Regions from separate parts of the Mus musculus genome. Here region 2 is linked to region 1. A link is a loop called in an ENCODE intact Hi-C map of the cell type or tissue named here. Cell type or tissue: gastrocnemius. All regions are shown on one strand. Links, peaks and the distances in the headings refer to the core of each region. The heading gives the core; the rest is flanking DNA. Region 1 holds the start of Dync1li2 (dynein, cytoplasmic 1 light intermediate chain 2). Region 2 overlaps Cmtm4 (CKLF-like MARVEL transmembrane domain containing 4).

Evidence for each region. A loop is a pair of places that touch in the nucleus more often than their neighbours do. Peaks named below come from ENCODE experiments on the same cell type or tissue, not always from the same donor. Only the 100,000 strongest peaks of a DNase experiment are listed, where the experiment ranks them.
Region 2: it touches region 1 in a loop (2.1-fold over the local background); 1 of 42 quality-filtered maps calls a loop at or near these places.

The regions. Positions count from the first base shown.
Region 1 is chr8:104,441,964-104,444,872 of GRCm38, reverse strand. Dync1li2 (dynein, cytoplasmic 1 light intermediate chain 2) reads left to right here and starts at 1,826. Exons shown (of 13, transcript NM_001013380.2): 1 at 1,826-2,178; 2 at 2,326-2,399. The coding sequence starts at 2,072. In gastrocnemius, for the core only: a CTCF peak has its summit at 1,797 (motif pointing right); DNase peaks (open chromatin) are centred at 1,843, 2,049 and 2,369; H3K4me3 peaks cover 1,412 bases; H3K27ac peaks cover 1,322 bases.
Region 2 is chr8:104,359,860-104,362,768 of GRCm38, reverse strand. All of the region lies in intron 1 of Cmtm4 (CKLF-like MARVEL transmembrane domain containing 4), which reads left to right. Among named protein-coding and RNA genes, the nearest start is that of Cmtm3, 21 kb to the right of the region's middle. In gastrocnemius, for the core only: a CTCF peak has its summit at 1,523 (motif pointing left); DNase peaks (open chromatin) are centred at 403 and 2,765; H3K27ac peaks cover 41 bases.

The sequences.
Region 1 (2,909 bases), core at 410-2,909:
CCTGTTATGACTTCCAATCTTGCTTGCTCTTCCCTCCCATTTTCCTTTTTCCAGTTTACATTCAAGTTGGCAAACTACATGCCCATTGTTGCATCCTTTAATTTATGCTGCTAATTTTTAGCTGAACCAGAATCACTGTATTTTTCAACTGAAACCTACTTAAGTGATTGCTTTTCCTGCCATATCACATTTCCTTATGGTATTTATCAACACCTTGTAAAGTTACCCTGCTTCCTTAGAGAACAGCAAAAGGCCATACCTAAAGTTACCCCTGATCAGCACAAACCTGTCTTTCTTTTCTCCATTACTTCTCCCCTTTTACATCCAGTCTCCCCACTACCTTCTCCACTCAAGAAAAGCAGTCACAGCTGCTTGTTCTGCTGTGAAATATTGACTCTCTGAAAAATAGGATTTAAAAAAGCAAAAAAAACAGAAACCTTGCAGGGCAGTGGGGGCACTCCTAGCCCTCCAAAGGCAGAGGCAGGTGGATCTCCGAGTTCAAGGCCAGCCTGGCCTACAGAGTAAGTTCGAAGACAGCAAGGGCTACACAGAGAAACCCTGTCTCAAACAACAACAACAACAATAAAATTGGTAAAGCAAAGCCAAAAGTATTGTTAACTGTGGTGGTAAAAATCATTCACAGTTTAATAAAGTCTACAAAGGAGGAGATGAAAAACAACATTCTGAGGATTTGTGATAAACTTTCAATGAGCATCCTGAAAATTAAGCCATATAATAGTTGAAGAAACATGGCTGGAGAGATGGCTCAGCGGTTAAGAGCATTAACTACTCTTCCAAAGGACCTGGGTTCAATTCCCAGTACCCACAGGGCAGCTCACAACCATCTGTAATCCCAGTTACAAGGGGTTCAGACACTCTCTTCTGCCCTCCACAGGCATTGCATACACATAGTGGACAGATATGCAAGCAGACAAAGCACCTATACACATTTAATAAAAGTAAAACTAAAAGAGTAATGACTGGAAGTGGCAGGATACCACCTCTAGAACTGGGTCTTGGGGCTGTTTTGAGACAGGGTATCTTAGGGTTAGTGCTGTGATGAAATACCATGACCAAAAGCAAGTTGGGAAGGAAAGAGTTTATTTCATCTTACCCTTCCAGATCATAATCCATCATTGGAGGAAGTCAGGACAGGGTCTCAAGCAGGGCTAAAACCTGGGGGCAGGAACCGATGCAGAGGCCATGGAGGGGTGCTGCTTACTGGCTTGCTCAGCCAGCCCAGGCATGGCACCACCCACAATGGCATTTCTTCAATTGAGCTTCCTTCTTCCCTGATGACTCTAATTGACACACAAAACTAGCCGGCACACAGGGTCTCACTATGTAGCCCTGGCTACCCTCGAACTTGCTATGTAGACCAGGATGGCTTCAAATGTATAGAGTTCCTCCCGCCTCTGCCTCCTGAATGCTGGGATTAAAGGCGTGTGACACCATGTGCAACCATTTTAAAATTAATTTTTTTGAAGTAGGCTCTCACATAGCTCATGCTCAACTTAAACTTACCAAGTAGTCTAAGACTTCTGATCCCTCCCCCTCCCCCCCTCCCCGCCCCCACCAGCTGCCCATTGCTGGTATGACAGGACATGCAAATATCTATGTCCAGTCATTTTTTTGTGGATCTTCGTTCATGTTTGGCCCATTTTCTTTTAAACTTCTGAGCTGTAGTTTCCTCACCTCACTTATTAAGAATTAAACAAGATTCAATGAGATCGCTTTATAAATATGGTTGTCTAGCTTGAGTTCATTCCAAAGCTTGGACTTGCCGCATCAGAGGCTGCCCTGCAGGGGTCGCCAGCGCGCTCTCGGTCTGGTGGCGTCCGCGGCTCCACCTCCCGCGTAAGGCTGTCCGGCTGGCTGCCTGACCCAGCAACGTCCCTAGCTGCGGCGATCCCACGTCCCGCAGACGCACGAGGACACCGCGGGCCCGTCGGGACGCGCTGGATAACGGAGCTTCTGCGGCGTTGCGGGCGGGCAGCGCGGCCCGGCCGGGGTCCTTGCGGGTCCTCGGCGGGCCCGGGGGAGGGCCCTCTTTGTGGCTGCAGTTGGCAAGATGGCGCCGGTGGGGGTGGAGAAGAAGCTGCTGCTGGGTCCCAACGGGCCCGCAGTGGCGGCCGCCGGCGACCTGACAAGTGAAGAGGAGGAAGGCCAGAGTCTATGGTGAGGAGCGTATAGAGCCGCAGATGGCGCGGCCGGACCGGGAGCGGGCCGGAGCGGGCAGGACCGTGGGCAGACATTGATGGGCAGTCGTGGGCCGAGCGGTCCTAGGCGGTCCCGCGCTGACCACTCTTGTCATTGTCGCCGCAGGTCTTCGATCTTGAGCGAAGTGTCCACCCGTGCCAGGTCCAAGCTGCCGTCCGGCAAAAACATTCTGGTGTTCGGTGAGCAGCGGGGTACTGCCCTGGGGCGCAGGGGTGGGTCAGGCGGCGCCCCTCCCACTGGTTCCCAGGCTTCTCCACCCTTAGCGCCTGCTTGTCGCTTGCCTGCCTGGGAGGGCACCCTGGACTCTGGCAGGGTAGCTGCTGAGTCTCCAAGCCCACACCTCTACTGACCCCCTAGAATGCAGCTCCGTTTGGAGTCCAGTGATGTGATGTGGGCTTGGGGCATTGGGGCACATTCCTTCAGTCTTTTGGCTGAGCCTTCTTCAGCCTTGACTCGGTTCATCGGTTAGCCTTGTGCTCACCAAGTTGAGGATGTGGAGGAAGGAAAAAGAGGATGTGCAGGCTGGATGGAGAAGATGAGGGAAGTAGGTGACCTGGACTGGGAAACTGAGGAGATGGACGAAGTCTTTTCTTCAGTCTTCATGGGCAGGCAGCAGAGCTTGGGAGTCAGCCCCAGGAACTTTCTTGCATAAATCCTGCCCTCACTGCTGGGTTGCCCAGTCAGTCATT
Region 2 (2,909 bases), core at 289-2,788, 82 kb after region 1:
AGAAGAACTTCTGAGACAGTTGATGGCTCCATAGGCTTCAGACCATATTTCTCCTCCTATACTCACACGCTCCTAGTTGGCATGTGGAAGGAATACCCATTTGAGGAAAAAGATCATTAACCCCCAATTTAATACATCCTTCACTCAACTTCCAGTTAGTTGAACCCCTTGAATGTCTCTGCTGTTTTCTCATTCGCCACAAGGAGCAGAATTTGGAGTGGAAGAAGGTGGAGGTCTGAGTGAAAGTAGCTAGCTTTCGTAGGCTTTGCAAGCACAGCCATGCGAGTGCGTTGCTGGGGTCCCTCCCAGGACTTGGCAAGAGGCAGAGACAAGTGAGGAGCTCTGCAGTGTTGCCTTCATCTTCTGGACCACACCTGCTCATACAGAGCCGTCCTGCAGTGTGGCTCTGCACAGACAAGAGCTGCTTGTCCTGGAAGATACTGTGCCAGGAAGGCTGTCACCGTTGCACACAAGTAGCACCGGCCTTCTCACTACTTAAGCAGCACTGTTGGAGCTGGCAGCTGGCTCTGCGTGGAGAGGTGTGTGCTGCTGACCTGATTACCTGACTTTAGTTTCCAGGTCCAACCAACTCCATGAGCTCCTCTGACTTCCACATACTGCTCCCTGGCAAAGGCACGTTCAAATACACACACTCATTATCCCCCACCCCCACACTAGGAATATAATAAAAATTTTAAAACTTAAAGTATTATTAATTTAAGTATTAATTATTAAGTATTTATTGAATATTATTAATAAAGTATTAATATAATAACTTGAGCAGCCAGGCCTTCCCATTCTCTCTTCCCTTCCTCTGTTTCGATATCGACAGTCACAGCCATAGGTAGTAGTGGAAACCTGACAACCTTGTCAATATTGCCTCACCAGTCAACTTTGAAATTATTCTGTGGGCTGGTTGGTCCTCCTGATGAGCAAAAGCTGTAGCTTTCTTCATTTATATTTCATACCTGTCATGGTTTTAACATGAGTAAGATTTTACATCTGCAAGATTGCTGCCAGTCCAGAGGCTTAATGTTTTGATTGCCTTGACAGCACAGTGGCTGAGGTTTCTCCTTCTTGTTGGCTAATAGTGGCTTCACCCCACAGATGGTTATTATGTTTCACTGTGCTGGGAGACATTTTGGCATTTTCTCTGCCTATTCCTATCCTCTCTCCACTCCCAGAAATATAGTGCCAATAATGGCAGAGTTTCAGAAAACATCTAAATAGCTATCGTTAGGGATCCTTTAAATTATACTGTATAGAGATTGACCTTTACACGCAAATACTATATAATCATTAAAAATAATGTGTTTCCCTTATTTTGAAATACCTGTGGATACCTGTTTTTCTGAGTTTAAAATTAACATTAAAATCTGTATGGGCTGGGCTGGAAAGATGGCTAAGTGGTTAAGAGCACTGGCTGCTCTCCCTGAAGATGCAGGTTCAATTCCCAGTACTCAAGTGGCACCTTACAACTGTCTGTAACTCTGGTTCCAGGGGATCTGATGCCCTCTTCTGGCCTCCACAGGCACCAGGCACACATGTGATAGACAGATTTACATAAAGGCAAAATACCTATGTGTATAAAAAATAAAAAGAATATGTGCTTTTGTATGTGTGCACATGTGTAGCACATGCGTGCAGGAGGCCTTGGAGGCTAGAGACTGTCAGATCCCCTGAAACTGGAGTTACAGGCAGTTGTGATCCAACCCTAGGTCGTATGCAAGAACAGCTACCACTCTTAACTGCTGAGCTATCTCTCCAGCCCATATAACATGGTTTTATTCCCTTATTTTTATACAGCTTATTATTTATAGAAACTATTCTGTATGTTTCTGTTTGGATTTGGAACACATTGAGATATCCACAACAGTCAGCTATGGTTTCCAATATGAGAATCGATAGGACAGAGTAGTGTAAGGTAGTAAGAACTGGCTCTGAATCCTGGCCCCGCCTCCTGTTCCTCTTTACCTCATAAAACTTCTGTGTCCTTATCTGTAATGGGCTAATAATGCCTATGAAGTCTTTGGGTGAATGGTAACCAGTGAAAATGCCCACATCGTCCTTGATTCTTGGTAAGTAGTGAGTAGCAGGCCCTGCTTGCTAATGGTAGCTCTGTTATGAACGAGGCTCCCCTTGGTGTGTGGTCTATTTCTGAATAACCAGTTGCTCCAGAAGAGTCCTGTTTCCCCAGCTTCTTCTGAGGAGCAAGGATTCTAGGTTAGCTGTGGTTCCCTTCTGTGTTCTCAGACAGGATGTTGGCTCCCAGGGTGGCTTTTCACCTGGCTGGCAGCAGGGAGCTTTAGGCTTTGGGTCTCTCCATGGCAGTACCCTCCTCCTGCAGCTCACTGTCCCCAGAGGGAGAAAGAACAAGGCAGCCTCCACAGTGACTCTTCTGATTTGGGCTATGAAACCAAGTACCGCTGGGCCCTGTGTTTTGCGCCACAGGAACGAGAGTAAGAGTTTGGGGGATGTGTGCACGATTGTGACCAGCTCGGAGGCCGGATTCCACACTCCCGTTGACCTTTGACTATACTCACCCTGGATGCTAGTCTCCACCTCAGCTTTCCTTCCAGCCTGGGCTTGTTTCCGCATTACCATGTCCTAAGCTAGAGAGTTGACCCTTCCCTGTCCGTTTCTGCCAGTGGCCTCCTTTCAGCCACCCAGGCAAACCGTAGAATTACGTTGGCCATTGGCCTTGTTGTTTTGCACAGCCTGTCAGCAACTCCCATGGGGTTTTCCCTGAACATATGTCCCCTGTTCACCACCTCGGTCTGTGCCACCAGGTTACCGCAGAGGCTCTCCCTCCACCTGCTCTCCAGTCTCTGCCCTGGTCCTCCCCTTCTGTCTTCTCCCTGCAGGAGACAAATCAAGCCGTGCTTAAGTAGTGCTTCCCTGGTACTGAA